Regions from separate parts of the Mus musculus genome. Here all the other regions are linked to region 1. The links are chromatin loops, found by intact Hi-C in ENCODE. Cell type or tissue: left cerebral cortex. All regions are shown on one strand.

Region 1 (8,000 bases):
GGACCCCCAACTAGGATCTGTCATGCTAATGTAAACAGGACAAGCCTCTCCAGCCCCAGCACTGTTTACCAGGAACCTGCTAGAGTAAACAAGGCTGTTAAGCTTAACTTAGTGCGCAGCTGTAGTCACTCTGACCCCTGCATTTGCAGAGCAGCAGTAACCTTGGGGGTGAAACTGACAGATGCTGTAGTCCAGATTGGTTTAAAGAGGGGGAGGGCTTCTGAGTGCTTTCCAAGGGGATGATGGTCAACTCTCTTCCCAAGAGTTAAGAACTGACTCAAAAACAAAGAAGCCAGTCCCAGCATCCTCCCGGCTCTGAGGTGAGGCTGTCAAGGTCTGTGACAGCTGCGCACGGAAGTGTGGGAGGCTTAGGCAGCACTCTTCTTCCCACAGGTGGAAATCACACTCTTAAGTAGAAACTGGGCCAGGTTTTTGTTTGTTTGCCATTTTAGAATTTGCATTTACGGAAGAGCAAGCAAAGAGGGAAGACTCTTAGGGGACATTACAGCCCAGCCTGCAGCTCCAGAGATTGCTGTCCTGATAGGAGCAGGCACACCTTCCCCACCCCCACTCCCCACTCCCACCCTGCCTCCCCTTTTCGGTTCACACTATGCTGCAGGGCTGGCAGGGGACACAGTTTTGTTTATTCTCTGGCTAGGCTTGTTGAGTGGGAGAAAGCGCATTCTCAAATGCAGCTACTGTGGCACAGTCAAGCAGGTTCCGGTTCAGCTGTAGCTTCCGGTTATTTCCGTCTACGTTTTGCTCTGTCAACTCCTTAAAAGTTACATTAGTCCTCCATTGCAGCAGTTCAGCACCTAGACTATTAATGTCAAAAGTTCAGACCTAGGCTCCAGCACTCACAGGTTGGGTGTGCTCAGGGGGGCTGCTTGGCCTTTGTGCACCATGTTCCTTGCTAAAATGAGGGAATACTTGTACCTGCTTCAAGCGGCTGTGTGGATTTCAAATATTTAAATATTTGATTTTTAAAAGGTTTATTTATTTATATGAGTACATGCTAGCTGCCATCAGACACACCAGAAGAGAGCTTCGGATCCCATTACAGATGGCTGTGAGCCACCATGTGGTTGCTGGGAATTGAACTCAGGACCCCTGGAAGGAGCAGTCAGTGCTTTTAACCTCTGAGCCATCTCACCAGCTACCGGATTTTAATGGCTTAATACCCGCAAAGGACATATGGGACAGTTTCAGGTGGATGCTGGGTATTTTATTTGCCAATAAACACCTGCCGCCTTAAGTGGGAAGCTTAGCCTTCATGAATTGGGTTGTAAATGTAGCAGCTTTTGCTATAGGGAGCAGGTACCCGAAAGCCAGTGTGCGTGTGTCAAAGCCCCAGTGTTCCAGAGCTGATTTTCACCCTCAGTTACAAAGGATTTTGTCCTTTTAAGGCCTGACCTTTTTGAGGGCCCCATGTGTCCCAGAAAAAGTGTCCACTGGCTTTTCTTAGGCTACCCCTGAGCTGACCACAAGCTTTTCCTTCTATTGGAGTAGGTATGATTTTTGGGATAGTGAGTCCAAATTGGGTCAAATCAGAATTTTCTGGAGCAGAGAGCTGGCACGTCTGAAGAAAAGCCCTGTAGTTCGGCGGTTCTCAACCTTTAATATATTTCTCATGTTGTGGTGACCTCATAACCACAAAATTATTTTCACTGCTACTTTATAACTGTAATTTTGTTACTGTTATGCATCATATAATGTGTTTCCCCGATGGTCTTAGGCTTCTCCTGTGAGAGGGTCTGTCAAGTCCTAAGAGGTCACAACCCACAGGCTGAGAACCTGTGGTGTAGTTTCCCTGATTTTAAACTGAATTGAAGTGATTCTGGTGGGAGCTGAAAAGAGCCTGGATTCATCCAGGGTTAGAATGGCATGGGAGTTGGGGGTGGGGGGTGGGGTGGGGGGGTGAGGGGGTGAGGGGAGGTGGACGGGATCAGGAGTTGGAAGGGGTTAGGAGGTGAGCTCGCTTTTCCACCCTTTGGCTTGTGGAATCCTCCTTCAGAGGCTCAGACAGAGGAATGGATCCTCTCTCTGGAACCTGGCTGAAGAGATCTACCAACACTGGCTGCTTACCTCTAATCGAGTGAGGTTTGTGTGTTTGTGTGTGTGCATGCTGCACAGTGTGCGGATGGAAAGGGAAATGTGGTCATAGGCCATGCCCGTGGGGAGGGCAGTATATGGATACAAATGTGGATTTCAAGGTGATAGCCCGGGGGGTCAATAGCAATGGGTAGAAAACCACCAGAATCCAGAAGAGAGACAGGACCGATTCACAAAGTCTCAGAAGGAATTAACCTTGCTAAGACCTTGGTCTTAGCCCTTTAGTCTCAAAAGTGTGAGGCTACCTTCCTGCTCTTTAAGCCACCCAGTCTAGGGTGCTTTGTTATAGCAAGCCTAGCTAAGCAACACCCATGGGAATGTTGGAACTTTCTGGAAACAGGTAGAAGCTTCTTCTCGGGCAGGCTGATTGGCCCTGACTACCCACACCGTCCTATTGTCATTGCCAATCACGTTTTATTCTGTGACCTGTGGTCTCACTCAGCCCTAGATCTCCTGTATTTCTCCAGTGGAACATTGCCTTGCTGTTGCAGGCTGTGTAAGTGGGGGCCAAGAATGGAGCTCTTTGTTTAGAAATTGCGTGGTGTACCTAAATAACAGCTATGAGCATATGGAGAACTTTCAAGCCAGAGGCGTTTCAGAACTAGGCAAGGGAAGAGAGCCTTCATTTGTCAAAAAGACATTTCCTGTTCAGATCCATCACAATCTTCCCTGCAGCCTCCCTTCCTGTCCCTCCTCCCCAACCCCAAATATATAAGAGGCAGCGTAGGCCCAACAGGATGTTAGAAGAAGTGGATTAAAAAGAAATAGCACATCAGATAAAACGGGGGAAAAAAAACCCCAAAAGACCACTACAACCTCAGTTCTTTCCACTTACTTAGGCATGAAATTCCACCTGCCAGCTTTTCCTGCAGACTGCTAGATTGTATGTAGTGGTCTGTATGCTTACACCCCAGCTCTGAAGCAGGCAGAGCCAGGTTCAAGGTCCACTCCAAGCCAGCTTGCTCCAAGGATGAGGTAGGGCTGGCTCTCCAAGGTGATCTCCAGTTCAGGCGCCCTGGATGCTGGCTGCTCAGTTCCCGTTGCTGATGCTCCACAGCTTCAGAGCTCCTGGCTCTGGAAAAGCCCCATTGGAATGAAAACACCTCACTGGCTGCCAGGGAAGTGGTGAGGGAGGCAGTGAGTGAGCGAGCGGGCGAGCGGGTGAGCGAGAAGGCAAGGAGGCTGTACTTGCTCATGTGTGAGAAGGAGGTGACTCCTGGGTAGTTCATATCCTGGTTTCACACCCCATTTACAGAGTGTCCCACAGATTTCTCTCTTGTCACCCAAGCCACAGTCCTGGGAAAGCGCCAGTCTTCCAGTTGCTTCTGTCACAGATAGTCATGGCTTCATGGTAGGCCTTAGTTAAAGGGAATTTTTAAAATTAATCTTTTCAGGTTAGCATACAAAGTAATGGGCTCATTATCGAATTTTCTTTTCTCTTTTCCTTATTCATTTTTTATATCCCTAAATGTTGCCGCCCCCCCCCCCCGCCCTCTTTACAGATTTCTTGCCCCATCTTCCCTCTCCTTTGCCTCTGAGAGGGTGCTCCCTTCCCCCTTGCCTGGGGATCAAGTCTCTACAGGATTAAGGGCATCTTCTCCCACTGAGGCCAGACAAAGTAGCCTGTGCTACATATGTGCTGGAGAACTCAGACCAGCCTGTGTATAGCGTTTGGTTGGTGGCTCAGTCCCAGGGGTCCAGGTTAGTTAACACTGTTGTTCTTCCTATGCGGTTGCCACCCCCTTCAGCTCCTTCAGTCCTTCCGCTGGCTCTGCCATAGGGCAATTCTGTCCATTTTATCCTTTTGTTGGTTTCTTTGTGAATGTCCTATCATGCCACCCAGTCCCATTCACCACCCCCTCCCCTCGTACCTGCCGCCCACCCTTGCAACCTCCCCGCAACAGAGGAAAAAAAATCTCTATTGTGTCACAGTGTGTCCCATGGTGTACCCTTCAGCCTGCTTCTTTGCTTGTGAATGTTCATTGCAATGACTCCTGGCTCAGGTCGGAGGCCTCTGGCTTCTGCGACTCTGTGAATACTGGATCCTCACGGAGACTTCTCTCAGGCATCCTGATGTTGCCCTGTGTCATGGAGATGCTTATTTTTGCATATGTAGGACCTGCTCCTTCATGCACTCCAGCAGTTCATTGGTAGATGTTGGGGTGGGCAGGCCAATCTCAGAGCCCAGGAGCTGGGCCTGGGAGGGAGCTGAGCTGGTCAGCCCATCCTTATGGTACTTTTGTATATGTGATATACGTTTTTTCTTCTTTTGTTCAACTCCCCTACGCCCTCCTATTCCCTGGCCCCACACTGCCCCTCCCCCCCAGCTCATTTCTTTTCTTTCCACAGTTAGACCATGCTGTCGTCTTTGTGTGTGTGTTTAAGAGTTATCTATTTATTTCATGTATATGAGTACACTGTAGCTGTACAGATGGATATGAGCCATCATGTCATTGCTGGGAATTGAACTCAGGACCTTTGCTCGCTCCAGCCCTGCTTGCTCTGGCCCCAAGATTTATTTATTGTTATATGTACGTACACTGTAGCTGTATTTAGATACAGCAGAAGAGGGCATCGGATCTCATTAAGGATGGTTGTGAGCTATCATGTGGTTGCTGGGATTTGAACCAGGACCTTCGGAAGAGCAGTCAGTACTTTTAACCGCTGAGCGATCTCTCCAGCCCTATGTTGTATTCTTCGAATATGTTCCTTTACCCTATCTCCTACCTCCCTAAAGATCTCTTTCTCTTCCTTTTTACAGCCCCTCTCAGTTTCGAGATACACACACAATTACTTTTAATTTTTGGTTTTTCATACAGAAGCAAACACATGGGGTTTGCCTGTCTGAGCCTGGGTTTTTTTCTCCTGACATAAAGATGACCAGTTGCATCTATTTTCTTGAAAACATCATGCTCTCATTTCTCGTCATGGTTTGTGTACACACTGTGTTTTCTTTATCCACTCATCTGTTGCTGGACTCCTGATGTGATCTGTATCAAAGCTACTGTGAGTGCTATTGCTGTCATGGATGTGCAAGGATGGGCTGATGGGCACTTGATCTGCTCTATATCACGGCTGCTGTGAGTGCAATTGCTGTCATGGATGTGCAAGGATAGGCTGAGCTGCTTTCCTGCAGCAGCTTCGGAAGGGGAACTCCCATGTCCATCTGTAACTGCAGCTAGTCCCCACAGTGACAGACGTGCCTAAGGATATGTACATCCTTGTATAACGATGACCATGTGCTTTCAAGGATGACAATGTCTGGATATACCTTTTGACAACTCTCTTTATAACTGCTAATTCATAGCGAGATTTAGAACATAAAAATAATAGTCATAATCCCTAATGCTCAATTTAGAATGTGCTTCCCCACATTCCCCTCACCCCTCTGCCCCCCCAAAACCCAAAAAAACCTGTGCACTGGGAATGTCACCTCCAGAGCAGCAGCATGAAAGGGGGACTTCTGTGAAGTGCTTCAGCCTCAAGGACTCTGTCTTCGTGAATGGACTGATGTGGGTTTTAGAAGGACCGGAGGATGAGAGTGCAGACTTTTACTCTCACTTTCTCTTGCATGTTCTCTTGCCTTTTGCTGTGGGTTGGTGCAGCAGGAGGACCCATGCCAGGCAGGAGCCCGTTGACCCTGGCCTTCCCAACTTTTAGAAGAGTGCTCTTAAAATCATTAAAGTACATTTGTTTATTCAGCATATGCTCTTGTGTGTGCGCATGCTCGTGTGTGTGTGTGTGTGTGTGTGTGTGTGTGTGTGTGTGTGTATGCACATGCACTAGAGGATACCTTGCAGAATCTTTTCTCCTTCTTCCGTGTGGGCTGTGGAGAGGGAACTCATGCCATTAGGATTGGTGACAGGTGCCTTTAGCTGCTGAGTTTTGTTTTTTGTTGTTGTTGAGACATCACCTCACTGTGTAGGACTAGCTGACCTGGAACGTACTAGGTAGAACAGGCTGGCCTTGAACTATGTGCCTCTGCCTTTCAGAATCTGAGATTAAAGGCATTGGGCCACCATGCCTTTAACTACTGAACTTGCTTAAATCAGTGGCATGGTTTCGAGCTTGCAGTTATTGAAGCACAAGACAGGTATGATACGTACTGATACTTGCTGAATGTGTGGTCCACGTGAGAGAATGGAGAGCACAAAGCATAAAACTAAGGAGGTCAATTTAGATAAAATCTATTTAAGACCTTCCATGTGCCAGGATGCGCACTATTCTTTGTTATGTGTTTGTATCCTGGGCATAGGGTAGAAGTATGAATTAGAATCATTTTCAGAACTTATCCTGAATCATTGGAGAAGGATCATTTATATGGATGACATGAAAAATTGTATTAGAGTTTGAAGGTTAGCAGGAAGAAGGTAATTATTCAAAAGAAAAAAAAGAAACAAAATAAACCTCAAATCCAGCCAAAACATTTTTTTCCGATTCACTGAATAGTCTAATCCCTGAATGTTTTCAAGGTCAAGATTCAACCTTGCTTAGAAATAATTGGCTTCTTGCCTCAAGTCAAGAGTTTGGCTTTAGAGCCAAGCATACTAATCAGAAACAGCTTTTGGAGAGCTCCATTGTCCCACCTCCACCACAGTGACTTATCAGCTAGTGAGACCTCAAAGAAGTTTGTGCTGTGGATGATCAGGAATTTGAGCACTGGGTGACCATGGGGAGGAGCACTGGGTTACCAGGGAGTTGAGTGCTGGGTGACCTGGGTGTTGAGTGCTGGGTGACCTGGGAGTTGAGTGCTGGGTGACCAGGAAGTTGAGTGCTGGGTGACCTGGGAGTTGAGTGCTGGGTGACCAGGAAGTTGAGTGCTGGGTGACCAGGGAGTTGAGTACTGGGTGACCAGGGAGTTGAGTGCTGGGTGACCTGGGTGTTGAGTGCTGGGTGACCTGGGTGTTGAGTGCTGGGTGACCTGGGAGTTGAGTGCTGGGTGACCAGGAAGTTGAGTGCTGGGTGACCTGGGAGTTGAGTGCTGGGTGACCAGGAAGTTGAGTGCTGGGTGACCAGGGAGTTGAGTGCTGGGTGACCTGGGAGTTGAGTGCTGGGTGACCTGGGTGTTGAGTGCTGGGTGACCTGGGTATTGAGTGCTGGGTGACCTGGGTATTGAGTGCTGGGTGACCTGGGTGTTGAGCGCTGGGTGACCTGGGTGTTGAGCACTGGGTGACCAGGGAGTTGAGCACTGGGTGACCTGGGAGTTGAGTGCTGGGTGACCTGGGTGTTGAGTGCTGGGTGACCTGGGTGTTGAGCGCTGGGTGACCAGGGAGTTGAGCACTGGGTGACCTGGGAGTTGAGTGCTGGGTGACCTGGGTGTTGAGTGCTGGGTGACCTAGGTGTTGAGTGCTGGGTGACCTGGGTGTTGAGTGCTGGGTGACCTGGGTGTTGAGTGCTGGGTGACCAGGAAGTTGAGTGCTGGGTGACCTGGGTGTTGAGTGCTGGGTGACCTGGGTGTTGAGTGCTGGGTGACCAGGAAGTTGAGTGCTGGGTGACCAGGGAGTTGAGTGCTGTCTTTAGCAAGTGATTCTGCATTTCTTTTTTCCATTTAAAGTTGGTGAAGAGTTTCTCTAAGTTGCAATAAGAGAAATACAGCTTGGAACTCCCATAAGTAAGCACAAAGGAACCTTGATAAGAACTCCAATGGAGTTCTTTCTATGGCAACAGAAAGGTCCCACAACCCCCTGGAGAAGAAGAATTGTTCCTGTGTTCCCTTACATGTCTGTCTGTGTATTGCCTGGAGAGAGTCATAGCAGGAAGGATAGATAGGCAGTCTCCTTTTCTTGTTGTCAAAGCACTCGGGCATTTTGGATCACTCAGATTGTGGTTCATGAAGCGAGTTGTAGGAGAAAAGAGGTAAATGTCACCTAGCCATCGGTAAAAGGAAA
Region 2 (8,000 bases), 770 kb after region 1:
AGAGATTGGCTGAAGAAGAAGGGTTGTAGGCAGAGTGTGAGGGCCATGAAGCTGTGGAATAAGACCAAAATGTATTTTATAAATGTCTGAAGTAGTTTTATATTTTATTTTATATTTTAATATATATAAATATAAATTTAATTTAATCATATTGAATTATATATTTTAATTATATATTTATAATATATAATATATATCTAAATATATACTTAATTATATATTAAAATAGCATATTTTATCTTATATTTGATTATGAAATAAAATCTATATTTAAAAAAAGAACCTTCACAAATAAAGCTATAACTTTTGAATTTGGAAGAGACTTTAGAGGTTATCAAATCTAGTCTGATTCTCCGATGAGGATGTTTGGTTTCCTGAATAGATCCTGATCATGAGGGAGACACCACTAAAACTCCACTTGTTGGAGGCCATTCTGTTATATTGCCTTTCATGACATAGGCCTGACTGACAGAAACTCAGTGAGGGATACCCAGCAGTCATCCCCTTGGCAAAACAACTCTCCATCATCTATGTAGGCCACATTTCTCCCAGACCCTCCTAGCAATCTAGTGGTCATAGAGATAAGAACTATTAGCATTTATATACAGCAATATCTAGCACCCTGGCATCAGTAGGTTCTCAAATGGCTGATAATAGGTAGGGATGATAGAAAGATAATTTGCATTTGTTTTTGGATCCCTGCATATGTTCATGCATATTCACTAACCGGGGTGAGTTAGTCTTATATAACACAGAACCCTAAAGTTTCCATGGTAACATTCCATTTACTGGCAGCAATGCATTGAATCCTCAACCCCCCAAATCCTTTTATTAATTCTGTAAAGTACAGTCTGCTGCAATCTCTTTCAGGCCACAGACTGTATTATTTCTCTTCTGATCTAGAACCAGGGGCTTGGTTTATCTGTCCAAGCAGAATGGACAGAGGCTGTCTTCCCCTTTCCATCTTACCTACAGTCATGTGTTTTCCAGAAGTCACTGGCACCTGTTGGTAATACTGCAGGTGTCCTGGTTCTGAAGACACAGCAGCATTTGGACATGCGTACAAGGAGTGTATTCAGGGCCACCACTCTCTATGACAGTTCAGACAAAGGACATGGACATGTGTCAGAGCAGCCATCTCTACAGATGCAGTCCATACGAGCCTTTGTAATTGTGTCTTTGCAATGAAATGGTTTGGCTGGCATCGAGCTTGCTATAATTCTCTGATCCTGCGTCAACCCCCCACTTCTGCTCTCCCTCCTCCTCAGCAGCCTCCTCCTCCATACCACTGCTGGTGCATTCATGCGTCATTTGCAACCTCTCACCGCGGCTGGAACATCTCCGCATCTATGAATAGATTTAACAGCCTCCTTCACACGCTTCCTCCTAGGGCTGGACTGACTCAGCTTCACTAAGAACAGAGAGCACTTTGATTGACAGCTGAGTTTGCCATCCTATGTTTCCACAATGTGATGCAGGAAAGAGAATACGGCTTACAAGAAACCCTCTCGAAAAAATAAATCCAGCCCAGCAAATGAACAGAGGAACGAAAAGAAATACTGTTCCGGCTAGAACACTGATGTAGGTGTTTGTAGATAAAATGATAATTTAGAATATGAAATTCATGATTTGAAAAAAAAACGATAAGCTATCTTTCACGCTTGGCTTTGATCTAAAGATTAGAAATTGCTTCCCCTGAGAAAAGATACTTACAGATGCAATTTGCAAAGGAGCCAGGCAGAGGGAAACAGGATCCACAGCAGGCAGATCCAGGTCACCCAGGCTTACGTGATGAATACTTATTGTGTATCACACTGAATTCACAGCCACTACCTTTAATTAGTAACAAGAACATAGTCAGGGCAGCAGGCAGCTGCAGAACCTGCCTCTGGCCCTCAGAGGAACGGGGACCATGTCTGGCTCAGGGGGACACAGCTGCTTTACAAACTCTGAATGTGTGGGAACAAACGCCGCTTGAGATTTCTGTAGTAGGGAACCAGCTAGGGAGGTTTTTCCAGAAAGAGATAAGTTCATGACTGTTTATTAATAGGACACTAGATTCACTCAATAGAAATGTTTGGTAGTGACTGCTTAATTGTTCTCAGGCAGTAATTACTACAATTAAGAACCTGCAACATTGCAAAACCTCGTCTAGACTAGTATTAAAAAGAACCTGTTGGTGATTGCTCTTTGCTGGAGAGAACAGATAAACAGTGGACCTGTGAGTGGTGCTCAAGTGTTTACTAGGAACCCATCTTCCCAGTCTTCTCCCCGACTGATACAACAGCCTTGAACTTGAGGTATTCTGGGTAGCACAAACACCATGCAAGTGCATACCTTCATTCACCCATATCTCTAATATCGGCTACTTGTCCTATTAAAAACATGAGGTTGATATTCCCACAGCAATGACTGTTAACATTTCCTACTTGGAGACAAACTGAAACCAGAAAAGAGCCCCAGAAAGAGACAGTCAGGCTCAGAGTGACAGCAGGAAAGACCCTCACTTCCAAAGAAACTGCAAAGTCCAGGATGCTCCCGAGGAGGAAATGTCACCTCTTAAGAAATCTTATCTGCTTCTGCTTCTGCTTCTGTGACTCTCCCCCACTGCTGTCCTTCTTCTTGGAACTTCCCACAGCCAGGCAAACCCTTAACCCCTTCCTTCCAAAGCAGCACAAGTGAAGAGTTAAATTCACACCCTCAACGCCACACTCTTCTTTTCTCAGAGACCCAGCATCTCATACCCGTTCCAGTTCAGTGTGCTGGACAACGTGAGCACTCTCAGGCTCTTGCTTAGCCTGATGATGGCCATGCTAAATTATGTGCTAAAGCCTCCGGGACAATGACATAATCAGGTGTCTCTGGCACCCACAATGCATTCTGACAAAGAAGGCTTGAGGTATGAAGATGCTTGTTTTTAAAAACAAACATTTGAAAGCTTTTGCTTCACACGGTTTCTTTTATTGCGATGATCTTGCATCAGTGAGAAGCATTTGCTCTAAGTAATAAATTAACATTGCTACCAGTTATTACTAGCGTAAGTAAGACATTTCCATTGGGGTTCGTTCCACAGGATTTTGTTCACATACGTCGTCATGAGCACACTGTTGTGATAACATACAGAATACCTTTCATGGCACCGACTCCCCAGTACTCCACCTGCTAGTGTGCACCTCTAACTTCTGTGCTATGGTTAATCTTCAAGGTCAACTTGTTTGGATTAAGTAATATTTAGGGTGTGACTCGGGAATGTCTTTGGGTGTGTCTCCAAGGGCGTTTCCAGAGAGGATTAGCTTTGGGGATAGGATCCACACTAAACGTGGGTGGACCCATTCCACAGGCTGTGGTTCGGGACTGCACAGAGAGGGGAAAGGAGAAAGTCAGCTAGTGCAGAGTTCCTTTCTGTCTTCTTAGATGTGAGCAAGCAGCCTCACATTCCTGCTGGCACACCCAGGGGATGCTTCCGCCCCAAGCTTCCATGAATACAGTGCACTCTCTTCCTGGAAACCAAATGTAGCTTTGCTCTCTAAGTTGCTCCTTGTCTGATATTGATTATAAGGGCAAAGAGGAATTCATACAGTGCGGTCTTGGTATCTCTATACTGTGTTTTTCTGTAATCCTGGAACCTAGAATCATGGTGTGCAGCCTTTGTAGGCTGACATCTTTTGCTTTGCAATATCATCCATGCTGTGGTAGAATTACCCTTTGTTATGAGCAATGCTCTACTGTTAGGTTAATATACATTTATCTATTCACCGATTGCAGGATATTCTAATTGTGTCCATATATTGTTAACTATGACTAAAACTGTTACAAGCACCCATGGGAAGGCTTTTGGTGGCTACCCATTTTAAAATCATTTGGATAAATACAAAAATGTACAACTGCATCTCTGGCATGGGTACAGTCCATTTTGTAGGAACCTGCCCAATTGTATCTGAAGTTGCTGTCACCAATTTTCAGCCTCGACAACAGCAAACAGGATTTTCAGTGAGTTCGATTATTTTTTTGAGAATGGTATTTGGTAAATACAAAAACACAAAAGAGATAAGTTGTGGTGTGGAATTAATTCAGAGCTTTCTAGCTGTTGTTTTGGGCTGTCTTTGCTGTACACAGTGAGGGTAGTGGGGGTGAGCTGAACTAGGTAGTGTCTCCACTTGGTACTTAGGAGCACTATAAACTAGTCAGTGTCTTCACTTGGTACTTAAGAGCATATAAGAAAAGCAAATGTACTTGGGGAGGCTGAGATTCATCTTGTCTAATTAAAGAATAGGATGATGGTGCCAATTCCTCAAAATCAAGCAAATATGAAAGGTAAAACTCATTTACAAAGACTAGCTAGCATCTTCATGACCTTACGGTGAGTACCCCATATGAGCTTCTAACTCCAATGATATTGACTATGATAATTTTCACCAGTTACTGTTTGTAATTGTAAGTGGATTCTTTATTATAATGGCAAAATTCTGTTTCCAAAACAAGAAAATGACTCCAGTCTTTTCAAAGTGAGTGGAATTTCCCAGTCATTTCTACCTAGTAGAACTCAGAGAGGATAGAAATACCATGGACTCACAGATCACAGATTCTAGCATCTCTGAGGATGCAGCTTCTGTATCTACGTCTCACTGGCAGTGTCTGTGTGGGAGTGGGTCATTGCAGGTCATGCCCCTGGATTTCCCACAATAACCTCACTTACCATAGACCCATCTTCTGAGAAAAAAGGCCAGTAGCATCGTCTCAGTAAAGTGTAACTCCAGCCTTGGGAGATGCAATAGCCACAAAGATTTCCTTTATCTTCTGATACAAAATTAGCATCAATATCCCACTTACTGTGAGATTCTGTGTGGTGCTCAACCGGGGGACCACATTTTCATATTTTCTATTGCCTTCACTGTGTGTGTGTGTGTGTGTCCTGAAACATCACTTCCTTTGGTTATTTTAATGCAGTTTGTCACCCTCTGAGCCAGAAGCTAGCTCTGGTTTATCAGCTGATTCCTGAAATGTGAAAATGCTCATCTCCAGTACCTGATTCCTTAGAGCACCTGCTTTCCTCCACCACCACCCGTAAAACTTATTTTTCTTTATTAATTGTTAATGCCATTGTTGTATAAAATGTATCTTGATCATATCTACCCCTTATATCTCTTCCAATTCCCCAACCCCAGACACCACTTCAGATTTCTTTCCAAACTACATGCCTCCCTCTTGTAATTTTTGACTAACTTACTTTTGAACCTATGGAATCCAGTTAGTGTCATGTGCTGTGTATGGGGTCATCTACTAGGGCATGGGGACACTGTCAGTGGGCACACTCCTAAGGAAAATGGAATGCCCCTTCTTCCAGCAGTCACCCACGGCCAGCAGCTCCTTGGTAGGGGGAGGGATTCAAAAATCCCACATTTTCCATGGCAGAATTTTTAAATAGCTTGCTCTTGGGCTGGTCTTATGAGACTAACACTAGCTGCCATGAGTCCATATGGTCAAGAGCAATGTAATATCCACAGGAGAGCACTTTATAGTATTACTTCCCACCCAACATGCTTGCTATTCCTTCTTTGCTATTGTTCCATAACCCTTGCAGAGAGAGGGTTGATGTAGGTGTGCCATCTATAGCTGAAAACTCACGGTCACCTTCTCAGCACTTAGATCAGCAATGCACTACTTTCTGCAAGAAGAAGTTCTCTGATCCAGGTTGGGCTCAGCATCAATTTGCAGATACAGACACAAACATACAGACAGCTGTTGGACAGCATAGGAAGTTAGAATAATAGCATCAAAAGGTCTTCCCCTGGCCATGGGTTTGACCATATTTATATACCAAGCCTACTCCCTCCTCTGGAGCAAGTGTCAGATACAACTAAGAAAACAGCTCCTCGAACCTCCGATGTGTACTTATAAGGAATAACATCTGCCTGGTATTAAGATTTCCATGTAATAGCCCGTGGTTTCTGGGAGCACTATCATTCACCCATGTTCAGCGTCATGTTTCTGAATTAACTGACAAATTAGTGAGTCTCATAAAGCATCTCTCTTCAGGGAACCCCACTCCCTGTACCTCAACCCCTTACCCCCATTTTCATCCCTATTTAAGTCACTAGTTCCCCATACATTCTTCCTATTCTCTCACATTATATGATGTTTTCATTAGGGTTCCTAGTGCTGTGATAAAACCACCATGATCAAAACAACTTGGGGGTGGGAGGGTTTATTTCTCCTATACTTTCATATAACAGTCATCAAAGGAAGTCTTATCAGAAACTCATAGCTGGAACCTGGAGGCAGGGACTGAAGCCAAGGTCATAGAGGAATGCTGCTTTGTGGGTGGCTTTCTTCTCATGACCTGTTCAGCTTGCTTTCTCGTACAACTCAGGGCCACCTACCCAAGGTTGGCATCATCAGTGTGCTGGCTAGAGGTATGTCAACTTGACAGAAAACACAGTCGTTTGAGAGGAGGGAACCTTAGTTAAGAAAAATTCCTCTCTAAGAGAGGGCTGTGGGCCAGGCTATAGAGCATTTTCTTAATTAGTGATTAAAGGGAGAGCTCAGCCCATTGTGGGCAAGGTCATCTCTGCGCTGGTGGTCCTAAGTTCTATAATAAAGCAGGCTGAGCAAGCCATGGGGAGCAAGGCAGTTAACAGCACCCATTCATGGCCTCTGCATCAGCTTCTGCCTCCAGTTCTCTGCTTGAGTTTCTGCCATTGGTTCTTCACTTATAGACTATACTGTGGTACTGTAGGCCCAATAAACCCTTTCTCCACAACTTGCTTTGCGGTCAGGGTGTGTCACAGAAGAAATAGAAACTGAGACAATCACTTCTGGGATGAACCTTCTAATAGAAAATCATTAATCAAAACAATGCCTGACAGATTTGCCCATAGGTCCATCTGGTATTTCCTTAGTTGAAGTTTTCTCTTTCTGAATGGTCCTACCTTGTCAGGTTGATACATATGTTCTGCTATTATGTCTTTTTCACTTGCATTGCAAGGTCAAATGCCTTCCTAAGGCACTTGTTCCTGCACACGTTTTGGTAAAAGCTTCTCTTGGCCCCTCATTTTCCAATCCCCATCATTCCTCCTCCTGCTTGAACCCTTCTGCCCCCAGGTATTAGCCCCTCTGCTTTCATTTCACCTCCATTGTATCCCTCCTCCCTAGGTGCACCTCCATCAGTGGACCATTTCCAGTCTCTCTGTTTGTATATGTACTCCATGTTAAACATACAAAACAAAACAACTGAATCAAGCACCCTCATGAGAGGGAAGGTGTGGCATTTGTCTTTCTGGATTTGCATGACCTCATTCAGATTTTTTTTTCAGTTCCATCCATTTTCCTTGTAAATTTCACTTTTCTTGCAGCTGAGTAATACTCCATTGTGCATATGTACTGTATTATAATTATCCATTCACCAGATGTTGGGCATCTAGGCTGATTCCATCCCCTAGCTATTGTAAAGAGAGCAGCAGTGAATATGGATGTTCAAGTATCTCTATTAAAACAAAGGTCGTTGGGTACATGCCCAGGAGCTGGGGCATATGGTAGATTTAGTGCTAGCTTGTTGTTTTAGAAACATCCAGAGTGGTTTCTAGACTGGCTGCACTAGTTCCTACTTCCACAAGGGCTCTCCTTTCCTCTCATGTATGCCAGCGTTTGTATTCCTAATGACAGCCATTCTGAGTGGGGTAAATGGAATCACAAAGTGGTCTTAATATGCCTTTCTCTAATGGGTTAGGATCTTAAATATTCCTTATGTATTTGTTAACTCTTTGTATTCCTTCTTATGAGGATATTATGTTCAATTTCAAAGCCCATTTTTTCAATTGGCTCCTTTCTTGGTGATTTGTTTGTTTGTTTGGGTTTTTGCTGTTGTTTTTTGTTCTTTATATATTTTAGACAACGTCATCAGGTAGATAGTTAACAAGCATTTTCTATGGGTACCTCTTCACATGACTGACTGCTTCCTTTGATGGACAGCTGCCCTTCGGCTTCATGAGATCCCATTTTAC
Region 3 (8,000 bases), 290 kb after region 1:
AATTGTTTTTCCTCACACCAGGCCTTAAGGTGATAAGCCTTTTTTTTTTTAAATTTACTTTTATTTTATTTTTTTTTTAAAGCATGGAATTATACCAAGTAAGTTCTGAATAACTATTGGTATCCTTTTAAGTTTTCTGTAAATCAAGACTGGAATTCTCAGGTACTTTCCCCCACTATAATATTTTGTTCCAAAGTGGTGATAATGTCTAAGTTCCCGGTGGAGTGTGTGTGTGTGTGTTACAATATTCATAGAATTTAAGAGGGTGTATTTTACAAAAAAACTTAGAAATTTCAAATTTAGGAAATTATATATCTGACAATGTTTAATGTTATGACATTTTTAGGAAAGGAGGAATTTTAGTTTTTTAAATGTTATTTAAATACTTCAGGATTTATTTCTGCCTGTCAAATTTCTACTTAATACATTATTCTGATTTTTATGTATTATCAAATTAGATTTTGACAGATTTATGATATCTTGTCTTTGGAACTACATAATTTTTGAAACTCTTGAGCAAATCACTGTCCATTTTGTTGCATCAATATCAAATCTCTACATAAAAGAGAAAATTATTTTTTATCTCCTTTGTTGAAAGAGTCTATTATTTCTTAACATGTATTGCAAAATATCCATGTATTTACCTAAGTACCAACTATAGTGACAGTATGTCTAGAAATTGAGATGGAATGATTTTAAACTATAAAGGAAACATTCTTACTGCAGATGCATAATGAAGTTGGGGAAGAAGCCAAGTAAAGAAAGAGGTCAAGGAAGCATGTGATATGCAACAAGGCCAACTCACTCAGAACTTGCCAATCTCCAAGAATAAAGTGAACAAAAAGATACCAGAAGAAAGTCCTGAAAAAAGGTGCCAGTGTCGGGCTCTTGGATAACCAGAGCTTGAAATATTGACAGCAAGGTGGTAAGTAATGAAAGAGTAATCCTACCTCAAAAACATCAAAGCAAACAAACCAAACCAAACAATGGTGCCCACATAGAACCCCAGCATTCAGAAGCACCAGGAGACCAAGAACAGCCTGGGTTGTGCTGTGAGACTCTGTATTGGAATGTAAGTAGGAAGAAAACAGGAAAAAACCCTTAATTTTCAATTACTGTTTTCCTATAGATCCATAAAATAAGATATTGTATCTATGGAACAGGAGCAATAGATTATAAGAAGTAGTATGTAATAGGAAAGAACACCTTTACATTAAAAAAATGTGGTGAGTCAGACAATTCAGTGTTGGGAGATAGTACAAAAACAGAGAAATAATAAAAATCTACAAGATCGATTAATCTTGCTTATAATATATAGAACTTGAATTAAGAGGGCTTGAAATAAAAAGGGAAAAATTTAAATTTATTTATTTTTAATTAGTTATTTTCTTCATTTACATTTCAAATGCTATCCCAAAAGTCCCCCAAACCCTCCTCCTAACTCCCCTACCCACCCACTCCCACTTCTTGGCCCTGGCATTCCCCCATACTGAGGCATATTAAGTTTGCATGACCAATGGGCCTCTCTTTCCACTGATGGCTGACTAGGCCATCTTCTGATACATATGCAGCTAGAGACACGAGCTCAAAGGGTACTGGTTAGTTCATATTGTTGTTCCACCTATAGGGTTGCAGATCCCTTTAGCTCCTTGGGTACTTTCTCTAGCTCCTCCATTGGGGGCCCTGTGATTCATCCAATAGCTGACTTTGAGCATCCACTTCTGTGTTTGCCGGGCCCCCGCATAGTCTCACAAGAGGCAGCTATATCAGGGTCCTTTCAGCAAAATCTTGCTGGTGTATGCAATGGTGTCAGTGTTTGGAGACTGATTATGGGATGGATCCCCAGGTATGGCAGTCTCTAGATAGTCCATCCTTTCGTCTCAGCTCCAAACTTTGTCTCTGTAACTCCTTCCATGGGTATTTTGTTCCCAATTCTAAGAAGGGGCAAAGTGTCCACACTTTGGTCTTCACTCTTCTTGAGTTTCATGTGTTTTGCAAATTATATCTTAAATCTTGGTTATTCTAAGTTTCTGGGCTAATATCCACTTATCAGTGAGTACATATCATTTGAGTTCTTTTGTGATTGGGTTACCTCACTCAGGATGATGCCCTCCAGGTCCATCCATTTGCCTAGAAATTCCATAAATCAATTCTTTTTAATAGCTGAGTAGTACTCCGTTGTGTAAATGTACCACATTTTAATAGTCAGAAGCTGGAAAAAAGGAAAATTTAAAGACATAATTCAAAAATGATTTAGAAAAGTGGGCAAGTATATCCTTCAAGTGCAAATGGTCTTATGGAATGCTCACCCTAAAGAATAAAGTTTAGTTCACCATCAAGTATATAGCGATAAAATTTCAGAAATTTAAAAATAGTAGTCTTTTTAATAAAACAAAAGGAGTCTCTGTGTGTGTGCATGTGTGTCTTTGTGATATATATATCCAGTATGTACCTTGTGGGCTTACACACTTGTACATATGCTTTTGTACCCATAGAGCCCAGAGGATAGCCAGTGTCTTCATCTATTACTCTATGTTATATTCTTTTGAGATGGTGTCTCTCACTGAACTCAAAACTTGCACGTTATCTCAGCTGATCAGAAAGCTCTAAGAACTTGCTCGTTGTCTTAGTCAGTGATAGCGCCGTGAAGAGACACTATGACCACTACAACTCTTATAAAATAAAGAATTTAAACGAGGCTGGCTAAGAGCTCAGAGGTTTAGTCTGTTATTGTCATAGCAGGGCAGATGTCAGGACATGGCAGGTATGGTGCTGGAGCATGAGCTGTGAGTTCTGGGTCTGTAGGCTGCAGGAACACAGAGACCCTGGGCCTGGCTTGAGCATTGGAAACTGAACCTTCAGCCAAAGCCCAATCCCACTGACTCACTTCCTCCAACAAAGCCACACCCACTCCAACCCTGCCCTACCTCCTAATGACACTCCCTAGTGACTAAGCTTTCAAGTCTATATGAGCCTCTGGGGGCTCTTCCTCCCCCTCCCCCTCCCCCTCCCCCTCCCCCTCCCTCTCCTTCTCCTTCTCCTTCTCCTTCTCCTTCTTCTTCTTGAACTCACTTTGTAGACCAGGCTGGCCTCGAACTCAGAAATCCACCTGCCTCTGCCTCCCGAGTGAGTGCTAGGATTAAAGGCGTGCACTATCAGGTCCGGAAATCTGGGGGCTGTTTTTATTCACACCATCACTCTTATCTCTACCATCAAATGCTGGTGTTACAGGCACAAGTAGCTGTTCCTGGCTTTTTATGTGGGTGTGGTGGATTCAAACTCAAATCCTTATATTGGCATAACAAATTCTCTTACGCACTGAGTGATAGCCTCAGTTTTGGGAGTCCATTGATTCCTAAGCACGGTAGTACTGTATTCTAGTGTATTTTATAACCAGTGCACATGGTAGTTTGGGGCTTTGAGCATGTTTTGTCATAACAGAACATTATGTGTAATGGTGTCATGAGCGCATGGATAATCATTTCTCATACCTCCAGGGCACAGCCTCATCGCACTTAACACTTGGCTTTTGCTGTATTTGCTGTGGGAGGGTCCCTGGTCTGCCTTGCTTCCTCCTTTCAGTTAAAGCTGACAAGATTGAATTTATCCAGCTCTGAGTACTCAGAGCTGTAAGTTATTCTCGTTTGAAAAGTGCTTCTGGAAGGTTTTTTGTGAAGGCAATGGTCAGGTACATGAACTACAAGAACTCCATAGTAGGAAGACTGGTAAGATTGTCGAGGAAATAAACCTGAGGTGGGTGAAGAATCAGCTTGAGACAGAGAGATAGGTGTTTTTTCCTCTTCTTTCAAATCCCAAGAATGCATTTCTTTTCCTCTTCTTTTCACTCTGTTCTGGGCCTGAGAGTTAGGGTCCTGTCTGTCTTTTTCTCATTGTACGTGAGATGAGGAAGTAGGTAATATGCAGGAAAAACTGTGTTGAGCAGCCTGGAGCCCTGGCAAGGGAAGAATGGGAGGCTGGTACTGTGTAGCCTAATGTGGGAGGGCTGCACCCTTCCCCCTTTCTCTTTACAGATCTGCCCCTTAGCAGCATAGGGCACCAGCGAAATGCTGACGCTAACTTGGTTAGCGATGCCTAAGGAACTACGGCCTGCATGACGCACAAGTGGGTGGATTGCCCTGCAGCCTGGCAACCATGGAGAGGTGGAAATGCAAAGGCTATTTCTGGCTTCAGCTGTGAGACTGGGGCATGCATTCTTATATAAACATGTACACAGGGAAGGTGCAGGAAACTCAGGCCTTTAATCACAGATGACTGGGTATCTCTTGTCTTCTTTAGCTGTGGGGTCCTATGAAAACATACCTGGTCAAATTACAGTACAGAAATAAATTGTCAAATTCTTAGGAAGTGCTTAGATTACTAGTTGCTTAAGACTTCTTCTTCTTCTTTTTTTTTTCTTCTTCAGAAACTCAAAATATCAAGCCCTGTTCCATTTCATGAAGTATGGTTATTTCATGGGAATGGTGGTACAGGGGCAGATGTACTTATCTGTGAGAAGTATGTGAAGATTTAAATTTGGTACTTTAAGCATCTGGTGCTATAGGGTGGTGGGCTGCTCGCATGACAGACCACCTTGTTCCTGCCCAGCCTTTGTGAACAACTGAGCAATTACGTAGAGAGAGAATGGGATGGCATAGGGAGGGGTTAGTGTGCCACTTTCCTTTAATGGGCTTTAGAAGTGTTTAACAATAAGACTTAGAAATCTTCAAGGACTGAGCTTTTCTATAAATGAATGATTTATTGTAAGTGTGCCTTCCTAGGCTTTTTAAAGGCCAGAATGTATTATCTCCCTTCTTTTGTGGTACTTTAGTTTGCCATGCATGTTATCTGGGAAAAAAAAAAAACTTTTCAAAACCAAAGACAAACAACCATGTGTTGCATCGCTAAAGAGGCACAAATCATCTTGGGCATCCCAAGCATCTATTTGACGTCCTTGGGCTTGGGAGGTAACATATTGAATACTAAGGGCTCGGACGTGACCTGATTTGATGTAGAGGTTTCCAGGGTTGAGCAGGAGTCACAAAGATGGAGCCCTGTCAGTGATGTAAGGTAGTAGCGACAGTCAGTCCTACCTGTTCGACACTATGCAGAGGGAACCTTGTATTAGAGTTGTCAGTGGTGAAATAGGTATTGTGGGAATTATGGCAGGGTCCAGTGGGAACATGGAGTAGACTCTAGAGCCTGATAGCCGGACCACATCATCTGTTGAATAGTTGTTTATTGTCAAGCATGATAGGGGTCTTTGGTGGAAGAGACTTGTCGGAATGTGGGACAGTCAGCGACTGAGGCTCAGTGCTTCCATTTAAGCTGGATGCTGACAGACTCACCAAGTGATACATTTAGGGAATCTCATCAGCAACTTTCGATGTGCAAGGAGAAGAGACAGAGGACAAAACAAACCACATGAACAGCTAGCTCAGATCTTTCATCGTTCACTGTGGCTATTCAGATTGTACTTTTCAGCTTTTGCTACTTGGGGAGCTGGAGGTTCCTTTGGGTGAGCTATGGAAAGTTCATCTGGGCTCAGGAGAGATAGACTTGAGCTGTGGTTTCAGGTGGCCAGTGTCAGCTTCTGTGTCTCATCTGAATCTGAAAGTGGCAAGTGGTGATCTCCTTGTAGATCCTAGATGTTCAAGTGATTTTCCAAGTCACTCTTTTCTACATGCTATTAGAAGCCTATGTATCAGAGGTTGGGGTTTGAACCAGCATTGCCTAGGAGACAGAGAGAGCAGCACAAACCCCTAAACTTTCTTCTGAAAATTATACCGTTGGCATGTAATGATAGTAAAGACAGTTACACGAGCTTGTCAGTATACGAGTTATACTTGAGCTAGTAGTATGACCTCTCAAAGTAGCTGTTGAGACTTTTAGAATTAGGGAGGAGAGGCAAGCAAAGATTTTTTTTTTCTGAATTTCTAACAGCTCCAGGCGCCCGAGATGCTTCCAGCTGCCAGTCTCATGAGCAGATATTCTGGGATTCCTATTTTAGGGGCAGCCTCATCATGTGGGCAAGCCACATTGTCTGGCATTGTTCTTTACTGTGCCATAGGGATTGGAACAAATGATTCCTTTCAGAATGTATGAGTGGGGTTTTGTTCAGGGCAGTATTGAATCCTAAAGCAAAAGGCATTCAAGGTCAAAGCCTGTCATTTTAATAGGAGACCCTAGGGATTAAAACACATTACAATTAGAAATGTATCTCTGGACTCCAAGCCTTCAATAAAAATTTCACTTGAATAAGATTTAAAAAAAAATTATATGAAGGGATAGGTAAGTTTTACCTATGAGGGGAGCTGAAAATAGCTTCTACTTTTAACCTTGTAATTAAGCAAACTAATAATAATTCATTGTCCCCTAGGCTTCTGTGCTATGTGAATAACAGAAAGAAGATATAAGAATTGACATATGTAAAAATAAATTTGGAATGAAACGTCTATGACTTCAAGGGAGACATGGGCCTGTCTGGGTACTGTCATAGTACATGCTGGGACACTTATTTTTTCTGCCTCTAAGGAAGTATGTAACAATCCAGAAATCACTCAAGTTAAAAACGGAATGTTTGTTTGACAGTTTTATGCATGTCTATAATGAACTCCAGTGATTTTACCCTCCTTCTCCCGCATCCCCCGCCATCTCCTACAGGATCTCTTCTCAACAGGTCCTCGTCTATTTTCCTGACCTGTGTGGCCCGCTGAGAAGGGTTTCCTGCACAAGAGTTGGTGGTATTATGTTATCAGGTTAGCAAGGTCAATTTATCTGTGAGTACACCACTGACAAAAATGATATCTCTTCTGTTAACTATCCTTAATTGCCAATAGTCCCCTGTGGACGCCTCCCCAATCCATGGGTCCAGGGACCCAGTTTTGTGCTGGTCTTGTGCAGATAACCGTAGCTGGAGTATATTCATGGGTACAACAGCCATGCCATATCCCGGTGATACCATTTTGCATCTCTCCCTCATCTTGGTTTGTACATATTTCCCAACCCTTATTCCATGATGTTCCATGAGCCTTGGAAGGGGTGATATAAATGCCCCAATTTAGAAAGATCAGTATACTTTTATAAAGCTGTAAAAAATTCTCCTCTGCTGTTAAGAAGCGAGACAACTCTGTTCATATGTGGAATTTTTAAAATTGGAAAACATTTATGAGAATAAAATGTTAAATTGTTTTTAGTAGTTGCCATGTGATACTTTTAGAAGGGCATCCTTGTCCATCTGTCCCTGTTGCCATGGGAACTGCATGGGTGGTCTATGGAGGTGTGCCCTAGGCGTGCAATTTACATAGACCATAGTGCAAATGGTGCCCTGATCAGTCTGAGCTATGTGTGGAGCCTGTAACTGTAGATGCCTGTCTTCCCCAGGCTCTTAATCTGGATATTGTGCGCTGCAAGTGTCCCGGGAGGAATACCACCCTGCAAAACATGTTCTTGGCAAGACCCCTCTGAGCGCTCAGACTTTCAAGCTTTTAAGACACACTTATGTCTTAGCTTGATGTTTTTGACTAATGTTTATAAAAAATCACATGTATATGCCTAAAATACTTTATAAAAAGTTATAAAATTTGTATAGAAATGACTTTCCCTGTTTTGTATTTTAAATTTACCTTCTAGAAAGTAAAAATTAATGAAGATAGTTTTAAAATGAACTATGTGCCAACATGAGGGAGTTGGGATCTTCTCGAAAGAGCCATTTTAGGTGGTGTTGGAATCCCATCCCTCTTGGAGACTCTAGAACAAACTCAGGTGAGCTTGATAAATTTTGTCAAGAGAAGGGAGAGAGAAAGGGGTGGGGAGAGAGCGGGGAGAGAGGGAGTGATGGAGCAGGCACACAAAGCAGCTCCATCAAGCCTCTCTTAGCGTGAGTCATGCACTCTCATGTGTGAATGTGTGAATGTGTTCCCAGTTGCCCCTGACCACATTTGCACAAGGTTTGGCATTGCACTAACTAACAGAGTAACACGTCCTGCCTGTATTTCCTCTGC

The links. Peaks named below come from ENCODE experiments on the same cell type or tissue, not always from the same donor. Only the 100,000 strongest peaks of a DNase experiment are listed, where the experiment ranks them.
Region 2: a loop joins it to region 1, with 4 times the contacts of the local background. A loop is called at or near these places in 3 of 42 quality-filtered maps.
Region 3: it touches region 1 in a loop (4-fold over the local background); 2 of 42 quality-filtered maps call a loop at or near these places.

Annotation. Positions count from the first base shown.
Region 1 is chr13:111,389,828-111,397,827 of GRCm38, reverse strand. No RefSeq gene overlaps it. Among named protein-coding and RNA genes, the nearest start is that of Gpbp1, 96 kb to the left of the region's middle. In left cerebral cortex, no CTCF peak of the experiment used is centred here; DNase peaks (open chromatin) are centred at 419, 649, 2,694 and 3,295; H3K27ac peaks cover 2,694 bases.
Region 2 is chr13:110,621,163-110,629,162 of GRCm38, reverse strand. Gm33045 (predicted gene, 33045) reads right to left here and starts at 1,918. Exons shown (of 6, transcript NR_167735.1): 1 at 1,714-1,918; 2 at 970-1,091; 3 at 1-51. In left cerebral cortex, no CTCF peak of the experiment used is centred here; DNase peaks (open chromatin) are centred at 1,776, 2,329, 3,348, 4,736 and 2 more places; H3K27ac peaks cover 4,344 bases.
Region 3 is chr13:111,095,538-111,103,537 of GRCm38, reverse strand. No RefSeq gene overlaps it. Among named protein-coding and RNA genes, the nearest start is that of 3110015C05Rik, 130 kb to the left of the region's middle. In left cerebral cortex, no CTCF peak of the experiment used is centred here; DNase peaks (open chromatin) are centred at 5,989, 6,642, 7,256, 7,893 and 6 more places; H3K27ac peaks cover 4,598 bases.